2 separate regions of the Homo sapiens genome follow, and region 1 is linked to region 2. The links are chromatin loops, found by intact Hi-C in ENCODE. Cell type or tissue: endothelial cell of umbilical vein. All regions are shown on one strand. Each heading gives the region's core, and the rest is flanking DNA. Links, peaks and the distances in the headings are about the cores only. Region 1 holds the start of LOC124909385 (a long non-coding RNA gene). Region 2 overlaps FLNB (filamin B).

Region 1 (8,329 bases), core at 27-8,026, 110 kb before region 2:
CTTGAGGACAGGAGTTCGAGACCAGCCTGGCCAACATGGTGAAATCCTGTCTCTACTAAAAACACAAAAATCAGCCAGGCGTGGTGGCACACAACTGTAATCCCTGCTATTCAGGGAGCTGAGGCAGGAGAATCACTTGAACCTGGGAGGCAGAGGTTGGAGTGAGCTGAGATCATGCCACTGCGCTCCAGCCTGGGTGACAGAGCAACACTCTGTCTCAAAAATAAATAAAAATAAAAAATAAATTATCTCAACAAACCCAAGACACCATCCTTACCCTATAGGTGGAGCAACTGAGGCTCAGGAATGCTGGGTAAGGTGCTCGAGATCACACCGGTGCAGCCAGGATTTGAACTCAGGTCTCTGACTCAAGGGCCCACACGTGTGGCCATTTACTATTATATATGGCACTTAAGGAACAGCTCTGAGCTCAATACATAGATCCTCATAAAACAATAAGACCCTGAGGCAGTGGCCCACGAGACACTGACTGTGCCATGTCAGTTGTGTTGTAGGTGTTCAGAGGAGAGAGTAAAGCTGGAACGACCCAGGGAGGACATGGTCTGGCCTTGGACCTTGAAGAGGAGGTGAGACTTGGATTAGTGCATTGGGAGGGGTGTGGTTTCAGGTGGGGACAAAGGTGTGGAAGTAGGGCTGGGTGGGGCCCCACTTAGAGGCGGTGTCTGGGGTAAAGTCAGGGGCAGGGAGGGCGGCTGGCCAGCTTCCAAGTGGAATTGAGGCATAAAGCAGGGCTGAGGCCCAGGCCAGGAGCCGAGCACCTCCTTTTCCTGTTAGCCTCATTTCCCTTCCTCAGGGACCCACAGAATAAGCTCTTAACTAGAAGCTATTGTCCCTGCCCCCTCAAAATCCCAGTTTGGAGGCCCAAATGTCAAAGGGGAGCGATGGCTCTCTGGGCCAGTGGCGTGGGGGTAAAATAATTTACCAAGACAGTTGTAGGCAGAAAAAGGCTGATTTATTGGAGAAAGTAGAAAAATAGGTTGCAAGGAGACAGGGCAGCCTGCATGAGAGATGCCGACTGCAAAGAAACAAAGGCTGGCTGGAGATTTTATAGGACGGTGCTGACACTGTGTGCTGAAGAGGGCTGTGCGCAGCACCACGACGCCAAGCTTGCAGTGAGCTCACCTGCAGGTGTCTGGTGGTAGCTGGGCACAGGAAGATGGTGAGTTACTTGCGCAGGAGGGCTGTGTCCTGGACCACAAAGAAAGGCAGACTTGTAACTCATCTGCTTCTGCTTTTGCTTTCCCTGGTCCCACCAGCCTGACTCCCTTTCCCTCATCAGGACTCCTCCACACCAAGGAAATAACAGGTCCCCCTGCTCAGATTCAGCCTCGAGCCAGCAACAAGGGGAGTCGGAGGAGGCCTTTAGCCTATTTTATTGGTTTATTTTCTTCTCACAGCAAATATGCCCAGCCTGTGGCAGGCATCCAGGCACACCCAGTACATGTTCCTGTCCTTCCTCCCCTTGCAGGTATGGAGTGGGACCCAGTCCCGACACAGACTCACTGTCCCTCTAAAACCACATCCACCCCCACCTCAGAAACGGAAGTTTCACTGAAGGTTTCTTAGGAATTTAAAAGGCAAGGTTCCTTCCCAGTTTAGCAAGACTTTCTGAAAAGCTCACCTCCCATCCCAGGGACTTTTTTCCCTAGGGCCCCAGCTTCAGCCCTCCTCCCAAATCACAGCCTCCTCTTTGCCTCTCCAGATGAATCCCAGTCTGTGGCCCACAGCCCTCACATTCTTAAACTAAGTGCCATTAGCAGGATCTGCCTGGTGCAGAATGAAAATGTGAGGCCCTTTTTCAGAAATTACGAAGAATTTCAGCTGGGCATGGTGGCTCACACCTGTAATCCCAGCATTTTAGGAGGCCGAAACAGGAGGATTGCTTGAGACCAGGAGTTAGAGATCAGCCTGAGCAATAGAGTGAGACCTCATCTCTACAAATAATAAAAATATTAGGCTGGGCTCGGTGGCTCACACCTACAATCCCAGCATTTTAGGAGGCTGAGACAGGCGGATTGCCTGCGGTCAGGAGTTCAAGACCAGCCTGGCTAACATGATGAAACTCCGTCTCTACTAAAAATACAAAGATTAGCTGGGCGTGGTGGTGAGTGCCTGTAATCCCAGCTATTCGGGAGGGTGAGGCAGGAGAATCGCTTGAACTTGGGAGGCAGAGGTTGCAGTGAGCCGAGATCATTCCACTGCACTCCAGCCTGGGCGACAGAGTAAGACTCTGTCTCAAACAAACAAAGAAACAAACAAACAAACAAATTAGCCGGGCCTGGTGGTGCTGCTGGTGGTCCCAGCTCCTTGGGATGCAGGGGGTGGGAGGATTGCTTGAGCCTGGGCTGTCAATGCTGCAGTGAGCTGTGATCGCACCACTGCACTCCAGCCAGGGCAATAGAGCGAGACCTTGTCTCAAAAAAAAATTTTTTTAAAGAATTTCGGCGACAGCTGAGCATGGGTCATAAGCCCTAAAGCTGTCCTTGCCCTTAGCACATAGAATGTCAAGTTTTCAAGAATTTTAAAGCTAAGGTCTGAGATCCCATCCCCTCCCCCCACTCCACTCCCAAAAAAGCGTATTTTGAGAAGGGCTGCTCTGGACTACACTCACCCCACACTCACCCCTTCGCTTCTCATCTTGCCCTTAGGCCCTCAGTAGAAGGTTTGAGGTCTCATAGTTGAAGTGATTGTACTTTTCGCAAAGTACTTTCAGCTGTTCTTTATGAGAGAGAAGTTATCATCCCATTTTACAGCTGGGCAAACTGAGATTTAGAAACTCCCAGGTGTGGTGGCTCATGCCTGTAATCCCAGTGCTTTGGGAAGCCGAGGCAGGAGAATCACTACAGCCCAGGAGTTCAAGGCTGCAGGAGCTATGATTGCACCACTGCACTCCAGCCTGGACAACAGAGCAAGACCTTGTCTCTATTTTAAAAAGGAAAAGAAAAGAAATTCCCGGCCGGGCGTGGTGGCTCACACCTGTAATCCCAGCACTTTGGGAGGCTGAGGCGGGTGGATCAACGAAGTCAGGAGTTCAAGACCAGCCTGGCTAACATGGTGAAACCCTGTCTCTACTAAAAAATACAAAAATTAGCCAGGCATGGTGGCAGGCGCCTGTAATCCCAGCTACTCAGGAGGCTGAGACGGGAGAATATGCTTGAACCTGGAAGGCAGAGGTTGCAGTGAGCCGAGATCACGCCACTCCACTCCAGCCTGGGCGACAGAGCGAGACTCCGGGTCAATAAAAAAAAAAAAGAAAAAAAGAGATTCCCTCCCTGAGCTGACACCTTGCTGGCTAGTAGCATAGGTGGTACCAGCTCTGGCCTCCAGACATCCTCAGCCCTCAGCCATTTCCACTACAGAAAGCACCCAGACATCATCCAAAGCCAACACTCAGATGATGCAAAAGTCAATGCAGATAACTCACAGGAAGGAAGGTCATCCTGAGGTCTGATGAGTCAGGGAAGGACAGAGACATTCCTCACATTTTCACCAGCAGTTCTGCTGATAGAGGTCTCATGTGGGTCTGGTGTTCCTCTAGGATTGGGTGGAGCCGTTTAAACATGAGAAACGGCTGTTACAATAAATACAATAAAAGATGGTCATGCTGATTTAGCAGTAAGTGAGTGGAGCCAGAAAACCAAATTGGGGGTGAGGGTGAGGAAGAGGAATGGGGCTTTGCAGTCGAATCCAGCAGCAAATAGGCCCATGCCTGGAAGGAAGTTAGTCTGAGGCCACAACAAATCAGGCAGGGAGGTACATTGCTGGTAGCTACACATATTGGTGTCATCTTCCTAGAGGACATGTGGGTAGTTTATAAGAGAAACCATTAAGGGGTCATAAAGGTAAGGCTGGGTCGGGCGTGGTGGCTCACGCCTATAATCCCAGCACTTTGGGAGGTCGAGATGGGAGGATCGCTTGAGCCCAGGAGTTTGAGACCAGCCTGGGCAAAATGGCGAGACTGTCTCTACCAAAATGAAAACATGCCTGTAGTCCCAGCTACTCGGGAGGCTGAGGTGGGAGGTCAAGGCTGCAGTGAGCTGTGTTCATGCCACTGCACATCAGCCTGGGTGACAGAGCAAAACTCTGTCTCAAAAAAAAAAAAAAAAAAAAAAGCTATTAGCCAGGCCTATTTATGAGAAAATTAGATCCAGCAGATGAACCCAGTGTAGGGAACATTCTATAGGATACCAGGCCAATTCTCAATACTATCAAAGTCATGAAACAAGGAGAGGGCTGGTGTGGTGGCTCATGCCTGGAATCCCAACACTTTGGGAGGCCAAGGCAAGAGGATCACTTGAAATCAGGAATTGAAGTCCCACCTGGGCAACAAAGCAAGATTCTGTTTCAGAAAAAAAAAATTGCTGGGCATGATGATGGGCACCTGTAATCCTAGCTACTTCGGAGGCTGAATTGGGAGGATCGCTCAAGCCCAGAAGTTTGAGCTGCAGTGAGCTATGATCGTCCCACTGCATTCTAGCCTGGACAAAAGAGTTAGACCCTGTCTCAAAAAACATTTTTGTTTTTTTGTTTTGTTTTGTTTTGTTTTTGAGATGGAGTTTCACTCTTGTCACCCAGGCTGGAGTGCAATGGCACGATCTTGGCTCACTGCAACCTCCACCTCCTGGGTTCAAGCGATTCTCCTGCCTCAGCCTCTTGAGTAGATGGGATTACAGGTGCGCGCCATCATGCCCAGCTAATTTTTTTTTTTTTTTTAGATGGAGCCTCACTCTGTCATCCAGGCTGGAGTGCAGTGGCGAGATCTCAGCTCACTGCAACCTCCACCTCCCAGGTTCAAGTGATTCTCCTGCCTCACCCTCCTGAGTAGCTGGGACTACAGGTGCACAACACCACACCCCGCTAATTTTTGTATTTTTAGTAGAGATAGGGTTTTGCCATGTTGGTCAGGCTGGCTGACCTCATGACCCACCCGCCTCAGCCTCCCAAAGTGCTGGGATTACAGGTGTGAGCCACCATGCCCAGCCTAATTTTTTTTTTTTTTTTTCATTTTAGTAGAGACAGGGTTTCACCATGTTGGCCAGGCTGGTCTCAAACTCCTGACCTCAGGTGATCCACCCACCTCGACCTCCCAAAGTGCTGGGATTACAGGCATAAGCCACCACACCCGGCCAAAATTTTTTTTTTGAGCTGGAGTCTTGCTCTGTTGCCCAGGCCAATGGCACAGTCTAGGTTCACTGAGGCAGGGTTCAAGCAATACTCTTGCCTCAGCCTCCCGAGTAGCTGGGACTACAGGTGCCCACCACCATGCCTGGCTAATTTTTGTATTTTTAGTAGAGACAGGGTTTCACCACGTTGGCCAGGCTGGTCTCAAACTCCTGACCTTGTGATCTGCCCACCTTGGCTTCCCAAAGTGCTGGGATTACAGGTGTTAGTTACCACACCTGGGCAAAATTTTGTTTTAAAAAAGAAAAACAATGAGAAATTGCCAAAGAGTGGAGGGGAGACATGACATCAAATGCCACGTGGTTCCCTGCATGGAATATTTTCGTTTTTTAGAGATGGAGTCTTGCTATGTTGCCCAGGCTGGAGTGCAGTGGCTATTGACAGACACGATCATAGTGCACTGCAGCCTCAATGTCCTGGGCTCAAGCAGTCCTCCTGCCTGAGCCTCCCAAGTAGCTGGGATTACAGGTGTGAGACACCAGACCTGGCAGAAATAACAGCACAGAGATGAAGCGTCCCTTTCATCACATCCTGAGAGGGAGTCTGCCACATCACAGGGTACCACTGGCGAGGCTCACCTTATCACATGGTTAAGGAGGTGTCCCTTGGGCTTCTCTGCTGGAAAGCCACTATTTTTCACTTTCCATACTCTATTCTTCGGAAGCGAGTCAATAAGTCTAGCCTACCCTCAAGTAAGGAAGGACAGGAATTAGGCTTCACCTCCAGGAGGAAATCTTGATTTTTAAAATGTTAATTACCTTTAAAAAAGAAAACCTGGCCAGGCACAGTGGCTCATGCCTGTAATCCTAGCACTTTGGGAGGCAGAGGCGGACGGATCACGAGGTCAAGAGATGGAGACCATTCTGGCCAACATGGTGAAACCCTGTCTCTACTAAAAATACAAAAATTAGCTGGGTGTGCTGGCACGCACCTGTAATCCCAGCTACTTGGGAAGCTGAGGCAGGAGAATTGCTTGAACCTGGGAGGCAGAGGTTGCAGTGAGCCGAGATCATGCTTGGTGACAGAGTGAGACTCCGTCTCAAAAAAAAAAAAAAAAAAAAAGAAAAGGAAAAAAAAGAAAACCTATCCTAGTGGTAAAATGCAAAAGATACCAAGGCATACATGGTGTTAAGTCCTCCTATCTCTGTCCCCAAAAGTAACAATGTTACCATTTTCTTGTGAATCATTCCAGAGGTATTTTATGCACAGACAGGCAAATATGTGTACCTTGCTCCACCTTTTTACACAAGGGCGGTACCCTGGCCATGCTGTTCTGCACCCAACCACGGGGCTGCTTGAATTATGAGATTCTGTAAGCACCTCGGTTTCAGATGTCTGACTCTGAGGGGATGGGTCAGTAAATGACATTCTGTATAGCAAGGGCCTGGCCACAGCTAGGAGCAGTGACACAGATAAGTAGCTTCTGGTCTCATGAAAAAGTAAGATGTCAAATGACAATAAAATCGAGTGCAGAGTACATAATCATTTCAATTAGGTGGAAGTTATCTTTCAGGAGAGGCTGCAGGAAACTGTAAATCACTGAGATAAAGTGGAAGGCCTGTGAGTAGCATGTTTTGTTACATGTAAAAGAAAAACTAAAAGATGAGACTGTGAGCTTTTGGGAATGCAGTTTCCAGGATCCTGAAGCCAACCACATATAGGTGGCAAAGACCCCGTCGCCCTTTCCTGGTCAGGGAGGGAAGGGCCGTTTGACTTTCTAGAATTGTCTCCCTGGATTGAGGGTGTTTGCAGTTAATTGTTTTGTGGAAATAAGAGCAGAGCAAACACCCCACCCAGGGCAGGGACAGGATGTAGATTCCTCAGGCCTGAACTGTCAGGCTCGAGGCCACACACTTGTGGATGCCCCACACCCTGGTGCTACTCACAGCCTGCAGGATGAACGCTGTCCCTCAGCCTGGTACCTGTCTGTCCGTCCGTCCATCCATCCATCCATCCATCCATCCATCCATCCATCCATCCACTAGCTTATTTCCTTTATTCACTCAGCGTTTATTGTGTGCCTGAGCTTGTGGCAGGTGCAGGGATATGGCTGTGGTTGAGATGGATACAGATCCTCTGCATGGAGTGGAAGGTCTGGTACAGAACTAACCAGGTGTGGGGCATGCATCTGTGCTCCAGCAATGCCCTGAGATCTCCATGTACTTCCCCACCCTGGGGAGCAGGGCAGCTTTGTGGAGGAGGCAAAGACCAAGCTAAGCAGGAGTGAGCTAGGCTTGGGGGGCTCAGGGGAAAAAAGGGGACACTCCAGGTGAATGGGGACAAGAAAAGGCTCACAGACCAGTACCAGCATCCATTCACCAAGTCTTTGCCTCAGCTGCACCCTGTGCCTGGTGCCTGGCAGTCACGATTTCATTTCATCTCCATAGTAGCCTTTTGAGCAAGATAATTATCATGCCCTTTAAAAAAAAAAAGTATTTTTTTTTCGAGATGGAGTCTCACTCTGTCGCCTAGACTGGAGTGCAGTGGCATGATCTTGGCTCACTGCAACCCCTGCCTCCCAGGTTCAAGCGATTCTCATGCCTCAGCCTCCCAAGTAGCTGGGATTACAGGTATGCACCACCACGCCTGGCTAATTTTTGTATTTTTAGTAGAGACGGTTTCACCTTGTTGGCAAGGCTGGTCTCAAACTCCTGACCTCGTGATCCGCCCGCCTCGGCCTCCCAAAGTGCTGAGATTATAGGCATGAGCCACTGTGCCTGGCCTATCATGCCTTTTCTAAAGATAGGATGCAGGCTGGGTATGGTGGCTCATGCCTATAATCCCAGCACTTTGGGAGGCTGAGATGGGAAGATCACTTGAGCCCAGGGGTTCTGACCAGTCTAGGCAACAGAGTGAGACCCCATCTCTATTTTTTTTTTTTTTTTTTTTTGAGACGGAGTCTTACTCTGTAGCCCAGGCTGGAGTACAGTCGTGCGATCTCAGTTCACTGCAACCTCCGCCTCCCGGGTTTGAGCGATTCTCCTGCCTCAGCCTCCCAAGTAGCTGGGACTACAGGCGCCCGCCACCATGCCTGGCTAATTTTTGTATTTTTGGTAGAGGGGGGAGTTTCACTATGTTGGCCAGTTTGGTCTCAAACTCCTGACTTCGTGATCTGCCTGCCTCGGCC
Region 2 (8,329 bases), core at 187-8,186:
TTTTTTGAGATGGAGTCTTGCTCTGTCACATAGGCTGGAGTGCAGTGGCACGATCTCAGCTCACTGCAACCTCCGCCTCCTAGGTACAAGCGATTCTCCTGTCTCAGCCTCCCGAGTAGCTGGGACTGCAGGTGTATGCCACCATGCCTGGCTAATTTTGTATTTTTAGTAGAAATGGGGTTTCACCATGTTGGCCAGGCTTGTCTTGAACTCCTGACCTCGTGATCCACCCACCTCGGCCTCCCAAAGTGCTGGGATTACAGGTGTGAGCTACTGCGTCTGGCCTTTTTTTTTTTTTTAAAGAGACAGCGTCTTACTCCTCTGTTACCCAGGCTGGAGTGCAGTGGCATGATCTCGGTTCACTGAAACCTCCACCTGCTGGGTTCAAGCCATCCTCCTGCCTCAGCCTCCCTAGTAGCTGGGATTACAGGTGTCTGCCACCACACTGGGCTAATTTTTGTATTTTTAGTAGAGACTGGGTTTTACCATGTTGGCCAGGCTTGTCTCGAACTCCTGACCTCAAGTGATTTCTCTTGTCTTGGCCTCCTAAAGTGATGGGATTACAGTCATGAGCTACCACGCCTGGCTTCCCTATTTTTTTAATGGCTCCTAATATATTGAGATCACATATCTAATATTTACATGTTATTTCTTTTTTATTTACCTTTTTTAATTAGTAGAGTTAATACAGATACAGACCATGAGTATACAAGCAAAGGAAAAAGCTGGTTAACCTGTGCACTTTTTTGTAACATGCTCTAATCCCATGTGTGCTTGTTTCTTCATTTTCCTGCCTTGCTATAGCTTATCCTTTTATCATTTTTGAAATTTTGACCAGAGGAGTAAATGGACTTTTGGGGAATGGGGAGGACAATGAACTTTTGGAAGTTACATGCAGAATTTTTTGGAGAGGGGCCCCTAGCTTTCAAAGGGGTCTGCAATTTCTCAAAAATGGTTAAAAACACTGATATTGGTGTGTTGGTTTAAAGTAATTTCACTTAATTGAGAAGCTGACTCAGTTTCTTAATATTTGTAGTGCTTGGTTTAAGAGGCATTTGCAAACACTTCAATAGTTGCAAAGTGATGTGTTCTGGGTGTTCATCCACCATGTCATTATCCTAGGTCATCACTCCTGAAGAAATCATTCACCCGGATGTGGACGAGCACTCAGTTATGACTTACCTGTCCCAGTTCCCCAAAGCCAAGCTCAAGCCGGGGGCTCCTCTCAAACCCAAACTCAACCCGAAGAAAGCCAGGGCCTATGGCAGAGGTGAGTGCTGGTCCTCTGGTGTTGTATTGGAGACATGTCCTCTGGTGTTGGAGATGATTTCATGGCTTCAAGAGTGATGTTCTTAGAATCAAAAATAGATAGGTGTAATCCTCAAAGAGACCCCAAGCCTCCTTTGTAACACATTTTATGACTGTTTTATTCTGCCTTGTTTTTCTAAGGCTTTAAGAAATGTTTCTGCTTAGATGGAAAGGGCAAGTTTGCTGCTTGGTGATTTTAGTGCAGTAGCCCATTGCTCCCATTTTTCAGAAGAGGAATCGCGGGGTAGGGAGTCGGGGGAGTTTGGTCTTGCCCCAGATCACCACAGTCAGTGATGGGGGTGGGCCATCTGGCTGCTGATTCATTTCTCCTTCTGTTACACTAAGCCTGCCTCAGATTTCCAGCCGGAGTGGGAGCTATTGTTAACCCCTGGCAGATACTTCCTTGCTAAGACATCCTGTTTATGACTGCGAGGCAGCTGCGGAACACCGTTTTGCTCAGAACATTATAGTGGGTAGAAGCCATTTCAAGGCATTTGGTGTTGTGATTGGCACCTGACTTCAAGCACACTAGCTTTGTGAAGAGAACAGTTACATGGCTGCAAAGTGTGGTTTCTGGTGAAGATCAACATGGCCAGATACAACTTAATGCCTTTTCTATGGGGGAGGGGAAGGAGTGCATTTTATTTCTCATTTTTCATAATTAAGAAAATATCGGCCGGGTGTGATGGTTCATGCCTATAATCTCAGCACTTTGAGAGGCCGAGGCGGGCAGATCACCTGAGGTCAGGAGTTGGAGACCAGCCTGGCCAACATGGTGAAACCCTGTCTCTACAAAAAATACAAAAATTAGCCAGGCATGGTGGCGGGTGCCTGTAATCCCAGCTATTCAGGAGGCTGAGGCAGGAGAATCGCTTGAACCCAGGAGGCAGAGGTTGCATCGAGCCGAGATCTTGCCACTGCACTCCAGCCTGGGTGACAGAGTGCGTGAGCCTCCGTCTCAAAAAAAAAAAACGAGAAAGAAAATGTTATCCCAGTGGGATAATAGTTATACACACAGTATTCTGTATATCTTCTCCCAGAATTGACAGTTGTTACCATTCTAGCTTAATAGTTTTCTCTTGCCCTTTGTGTGTGTTTGCATATGTGTTCATGTGTATGATTGCTGAATTATTTGAAAATAAGTTGCAAGCATGGTGACAGTTCTGTCCTCAGTACATCACTAAGCTTCTCCTAAGAATAGGATATCCTCTAGCATAACCACAGTATTCATTGCCACATGTAAGAAAATTAACAATAGTTTCATATAATCTAATATTCAGTTTGTTGTAGAATTTCTCTATTGTCCTAAGATTATCTTTTATAGTTGTTGCTGTTTTACAAACTAAGATCTGATTAAGGTTCACTTACTACATTTGTTTGTTATTTCTCTTTAGACTCTTTTCATGCTAAATAATTTCCCCAAACTTTTTTTTTTTTTTTTTTAAATGACACTGACTTTCTGAATAGTTAAGGGCATGTGTCTTGTAGGATGTTCCTTCCCTACAAATGTTCCCTTTGAATAAAGTATTTTCCTGCTTGGTATCAGCTTAGTCTTTTTTTTTTTTTTTTTTTTTGAGAGTCTTGCTCTGTCGCCCAGGCTGGAGTGCAGTGGCACGATCTCAGCTCACTGCAACCTCTGCCTCCTGGGTTCAAGCGATCCTCCTGCCTCAGCCTCCCGAGTAGCTGGGATTACAGGCATCCACCACCATGCCTGGCTAATTTTTGTATTTTTAGTAGAGATGGGGTTTCACCATGTTGGCCAGGCTGGTCTCCAACTCCTGGCCTCAGGTGATCTGCCCGGCTCGGCCTCCCAATCCGCTTATTCTTAAGACGACACATGGCTAGGGCAGTGATGCTGACCACGTGCTGTTCTCACCTCAGTGGTCGAGTCTTCTCATCTGACTTTTTGGGCATGATTTAGACCGGCAGATAGTTCTGGAACAAACCCCTTACCATTTGAGGTTCCGTTTGCAGTGGGTTGTGAGGTGTGTGAGACATCACTTGTGTTATGTAGGGACTAGGGACTTCAAAGCCCTCCTCCCATTCACAGTCACTTGAAGGCTGGCATGTCCTCACTTTCTTTAAAAGTGCTTTCTTTGGCCGGGCTTGGTGGCTCACACCTGTAATCCTAGCACTTTGGAGGCTGAGGCAGGCAGATCACAAGGTCAGAAGATTGAGACCATCCTGGCTAACAAGGTGAAACCCCATCTCTACTAAAAATACAAAAATTAGCTTGGCGTGGTGGTACAAGCCTGTAGTCCCAGCTACTCGGGAGGCTGAGGCAGGAGAATTGCTTGAACCTGGGAGGCGGAGGTTGCAGTGAGCCGAGATCGCGCCACTGCACTCCAGCCTGGGTGACAGAACGAGACTCTGTCTCAAAAAAAAAAAAAAAAAAGTGCTTTCTTTAAGGCATACCACAGGTGGTGGCTGGAATGAGGAATCTCTGACTTTAAAGGTTATGCTTCCTTAATGACAAAACAGTTGCAAACAACCAATTAAATCCTTTGTCAACCAGATTGGTCAAATGGACTGAATCTAATCAAGGCATAGTGTATGTTTGTAATAACCTTATCACTGGCCATCCGGCTTCCCTGTTGTTAATGTGAGACGGTTTCCTTTCACGGTGCTATTTTCTAGAAAATGATCACTTGTTATGGTTCAGGAATGTGGCTGGTCATTGCCATTTCCTTCATCTGCCTCTTAGCAAGTGTGGTGCACTTGTAGAGGAAACACACCCTTTTAAAAAAAAATTTTTTTTTATATGTGTGCTTTTTGCATTTTTTTAATTGTGGGAAAATATCCATAACATAAAATTCACTATTTTAACCATTTTTAAGTGTGGCATTAAGTGTATTCACGTTGTTGTGCAACCGCCACTGCTATCCATCTCCAGAACTTTTTCAACTTCCCAAACTGAAACTCCATACTCATTAAACAATAGCGCCCCATTCTCCCCTCTCCTCTGCTCCTGGTAACCTTTATTCTACTCCCTGTCTCTATGAATTTGCTTATTCTAGGGACCTCCTAGAAGTGAAATCATATGCTGTCTGTTAGGTACCTCCTAGAAGTGGAATCATACGCTGTCTGTTAGGTACCTCCTAGAAGTAGAATCATATGCTGTCTTTTTTTCTCTGGCTTACTTCATTTGTCATATGTTTTCAGGGTTCACCATGTTGTAGCATGTGTTAGAATTTCATTCCTTTTTAAGGCTGAATAATATTCCTTTGTACGTGTATATCACATTTTGCTTATACATTCGTCTGCTGATAGACATTTGGGTTGTTACATTCTTTTGGCTATTGTGAATAATGCTGCTATGAAAACATGGGTGTACAAGTGCTGTTTGAGACCCTGCTTTCAATTCTTTTAGGGATATACCCAGAAGTGGAATTGGTGGATCATATGGTAATTCTATATGCAGCTTATTTTTCAGGAGGAAGTGGCCTCACTCTGCTTTTTAAAGTAGGAGACAAAATGGTCATATTAGGTGACAGGGTCACAAGGCCACATGGGTGGGGCTGTGAGATATGTCCCTGTCATGTGGTTAGATGAAAGCCGGGGTCAGTTTTGGTCTTCTCTGTGTGACCACATTGCTTCATTTCTGCCACCTGAGCCCAGGAAGAGAGACCGTTTCATCTTCTAGTTTCTAAAAGATTTGAAAGTGTTGTTTTATTTTTTATTTCCTGATTGTTTAATAGATGCCAGTTGCCAGCCAGTTAGCATTTGTTGATCCATTCACTGAGTCCCACCTTGCTTAGTTCTAGTGGGTTGAAAGGAGAGAGGGCTGGGGTGAGGTGGACCTCCAGCCACAAACAGATCTTTGTGGTGGGCTTCCTTGCAGGGTTAGCTATGTGAAAAGCATTCGTCCATGAGCTAATCAGAAATCTTTGTAAAAATCTAGTTCTCTATGAAGCATTTACTGTAGAGCAATCCTTAAGCACCCTTCTATCTGAGTAATCAGAGGGGTACCAGTTGTCTCCTTTCATGGTAAGCAAAGCTCCGCAGAAGTTTACAGAGTTGGGGTGTGGTTCAACTTTCTAACCAGCCATGGTTAGCCACGGGTGACCAACCCAAGCCCAGACCTTTGACAAGCTGCAGAGTACGTTGTTTCTTAGGCTGCTGGAGTCACACGAAGTGGAACTTTTAGTATTTTAGGTGCATGTTTATTTACTTACTTATTTTTGTTGTTGTCGTTTTCAGATAGAGTCTCACTCTCTCTCTCTGTGTGTGGAGTGTCGTGATGCCATCACGGCTAACTGCAGCCTTGACCTTCTGGGCTCAAGTGATTCTCCCTCCTCAGCTTCCCTAGTAGTTCGGACCACAGGTGTGCACCACCATGTCCAGCTTTTTTTTTTTTTAATATTTTAGTTTGAGACCAGCCTGGCCATGTTGCCCAGGCTGGTCTCAAAATCCTGAGCTCAAGCAATCCCCCTGCCTTGGCCCCCTCAAAGTGCTGGGATTACAGGCATGAGCCACCATGCTTGGCTATTAGGTGTATGTTTAAATCCATTTGCTTATATCAGTTACATAACCTGAGTGTTATGTAAATCTTAAGCAAAAGAAAAATATATGAAATAAAAATTGAAACTCACTTCCCAACTGCCAATCTCATTCCTGCCTTCAAAGTTTCAGGTATTTATTTCTAGCCTTTTTTCTATGCTGAGTTAAACTGTGTATCTTCTTTGCTTTGCATTTCTTACTGAGCAGTGTGGGAAGGCTACCTTTTAAAATTTATTTGTAGTTCTTTATAATTTTTACCTTTCTTTTTAGGCAGAAAGATTATCTTATTATATAACAGTCTACGGCCATTTTTTCTTAAACTAAATTATTGGGAAATGAATAGAAATCCAGAGTATAGTAACAAATGACCTAGTGTCTTTAACAGATTGGTAGCTAGGAAAAGGAAGTGGTGGAGAGACAGCCGGAGATTAAATGAGACTTAAGAGACTTAGCAACCATTTGTAATATGTGACCTTATTTGGATCCTATTCAAACTAATGGTTAAAAAAATTCATGATAGCTGGGCATGGTGGCTCACGCCTGTAATCCCAGTACTTTGGGAGGCTGAGGTGGGTGGATCACGAGGTCAGGAGATCGAGACCATCCTGGCCAACGTGGTGAAACCCCCTTTACCAAAAATACAAAAATTAGCTGGGCATGGCGGCATGTGCCTGTAGTCCCAGCTACTTGGGAGGCTGAGGCAGGAAAATCGCTTGAACCTGGGAGGTGGAGGTTGCAGTGAACCGAGATGGCGCCACTGCACTCCAGGCTGGCGACAGAGCTAGACTCTGTCTCAAACAAACAAACAAACAAATAAAAATTCATGATAAAGCAGCAGCTCAAGGTGCTGTAAGAAATTCATGATATTTATAAGATAATTGAAAATTTGAACACTGAATATTTGACATTAAGGAATTATTTTTTTTTATATGGTATCGATATTGTGGGTACTTTGCAAGTATCTTTTAAGGATACATAGTGATTGTGGATAAAAAATCTGAGGTCTAGGATTTGTGTCAAAATAATACAGGAAGGGGAGGTGGCGGGAGTGAAGGTGAAACAAGACCAGCTGTGAGTTGATAGTTGTTGAAGCTGGGTACAGGAGGTCCACTGTGCAGTGCTCTCTACATCTGTGTTTGTAATTCTTTTTTTTTTTTGAGACGGAGTCTCACTCTGTCGCCCAGGCTGGAGTGCAGTGGCATGATCTCGGCCCACTGCAACCTCTGCTGCCCGGGTTCAAGCGTTCTCCTGCCTCAGCCTGCCAAGTAGCTGGGATTACAGGCGCCCACCACCACACCCGGCTAATTTTGTAGTTTTAGTAGAGATGGGGTTTCACCATCTTGGCCAGGCTGGTCTTGAACTCCTGACCTCGTGATCCACCTGCCTCGGCCTCCCGAAGTGTTGGGATTACAGGTGTGAGCCACTGCGCCCAGCCTTTTTTTTGAGACAGAGTTTCGCTCTTGTTGCCCAGGCTGGAGTGCAATGGCACGATCTCGGCTCACTGCAACCTCTGCCTCCTGGATTCAAGTAATTCTCCTGCCTCAGCCTCCCAAGTAGCTGGGATTACAGGCATGCACCACCACACCCCGCCAATTTTGTATTTTTAGTAGAGACAAGGTTACACCATGTTGGTCAGGCTGGTCTTGAACTGCTGACCTTGGGTGATCTGCCCACCTTGGCCTCGAAAGTGCTGAGATTACAGGTGTGAACCACGGCGCCCAGCCTTTTTTTTTTTTTTTTTTTTTTGCTGAAGTTTCACTTCTGTTTCACAGGTTGGAGTGCAATGGTATGATCTTGGCTCGCTGCAACCCCCGCCTCTGCCTCCTGGGTTCAAGGGATTCTCCTGCCTCAGCCTCCCGAGTAGCTGAGATTATAGGCATCTACCATCACACCTGGCTAATTTTTGTATTTTTAGTAGAGACGGAGTTTCACCATGTTGGCCAGGCTGGTCTCGAACTCCTGACCTCAGGTAATCCACCTGCCTTGGCCTCCCAAATTGCTGGAATTACAGGTGTGAGCCACTGTGTCCAGCCTAGTTTGGAATTCTTCATAATAAAAAGCTTTTTAAAAAGGTAATATTTGGACTTCTGCTCCTGGGAAGATGGAATAGGACTTTTCCTAATTCTTTCTTCTAACTACAACTAAAACCCCTGGGCTATACATAAGGAAAACACAGGGAGCCTCTGAAAAAGGATGAGGCAGACCAACCAGGGATCTTGGGACTCGAGGAATGACACAGTACTGAGTTCCTTGGGTTTACTTTGCTTTATATATCCCAGACTTGGAGCCAAAGAAAGAAGCTGACAACCTGAAAATGCCAGTGGGCACAAACACAGAAAGTGCCAACAAAAGCTCCCCTGTCCAGCCAGAAGACCAGGAAAGGGCAGCCCAGTGAGGCAGAAAACTTAAAGAGTCACTGCTCTACTCCAGGTCCACACCATAGAAAAAACTATGCAGCCCCACACTTACACCCGCAGAGGTGAATGGGGAGCCTAGGCTTTGACAACAGTCTAGCAATAAG

What was found. Peaks named below come from ENCODE experiments on the same cell type or tissue, not always from the same donor. Only the 100,000 strongest peaks of a DNase experiment are listed, where the experiment ranks them.
Region 1: a loop joins it to region 2, with 5 times the contacts of the local background. A loop is called at or near these places in 2 of 110 quality-filtered maps.

The regions. Positions count from the first base shown.
Region 1 is chr3:57,971,484-57,979,812 of GRCh38, forward strand. The region is part of intron 2 of LOC105377104 (a long non-coding RNA gene); the gene reads left to right. It overlaps LOC124909385 (a long non-coding RNA gene), which reads right to left and starts at 3,549. Exons shown (of 2, transcript XR_007095928.1): 1 at 3,446-3,549; 2 at 955-1,209. RefSeq lists enhancers at 1,627-2,130, 2,131-2,632, 3,137-3,638, 3,343-3,879. In endothelial cell of umbilical vein, for the core only: no CTCF peak of the experiment used is centred there; DNase peaks (open chromatin) are centred at 1,028 and 3,468; H3K27ac peaks cover 4,153 bases.
Region 2 is chr3:58,080,507-58,088,835 of GRCh38, forward strand. It overlaps FLNB (filamin B), which reads left to right. Exons shown (of 46, transcript NM_001457.4): 4 at 1,123-1,270. Among named protein-coding and RNA genes, the nearest start is that of FLNB, 76 kb to the left of the region's middle. In endothelial cell of umbilical vein, for the core only: no CTCF peak of the experiment used is centred there; DNase peaks (open chromatin) are centred at 1,675, 3,295 and 3,905; H3K27ac peaks cover 6,314 bases.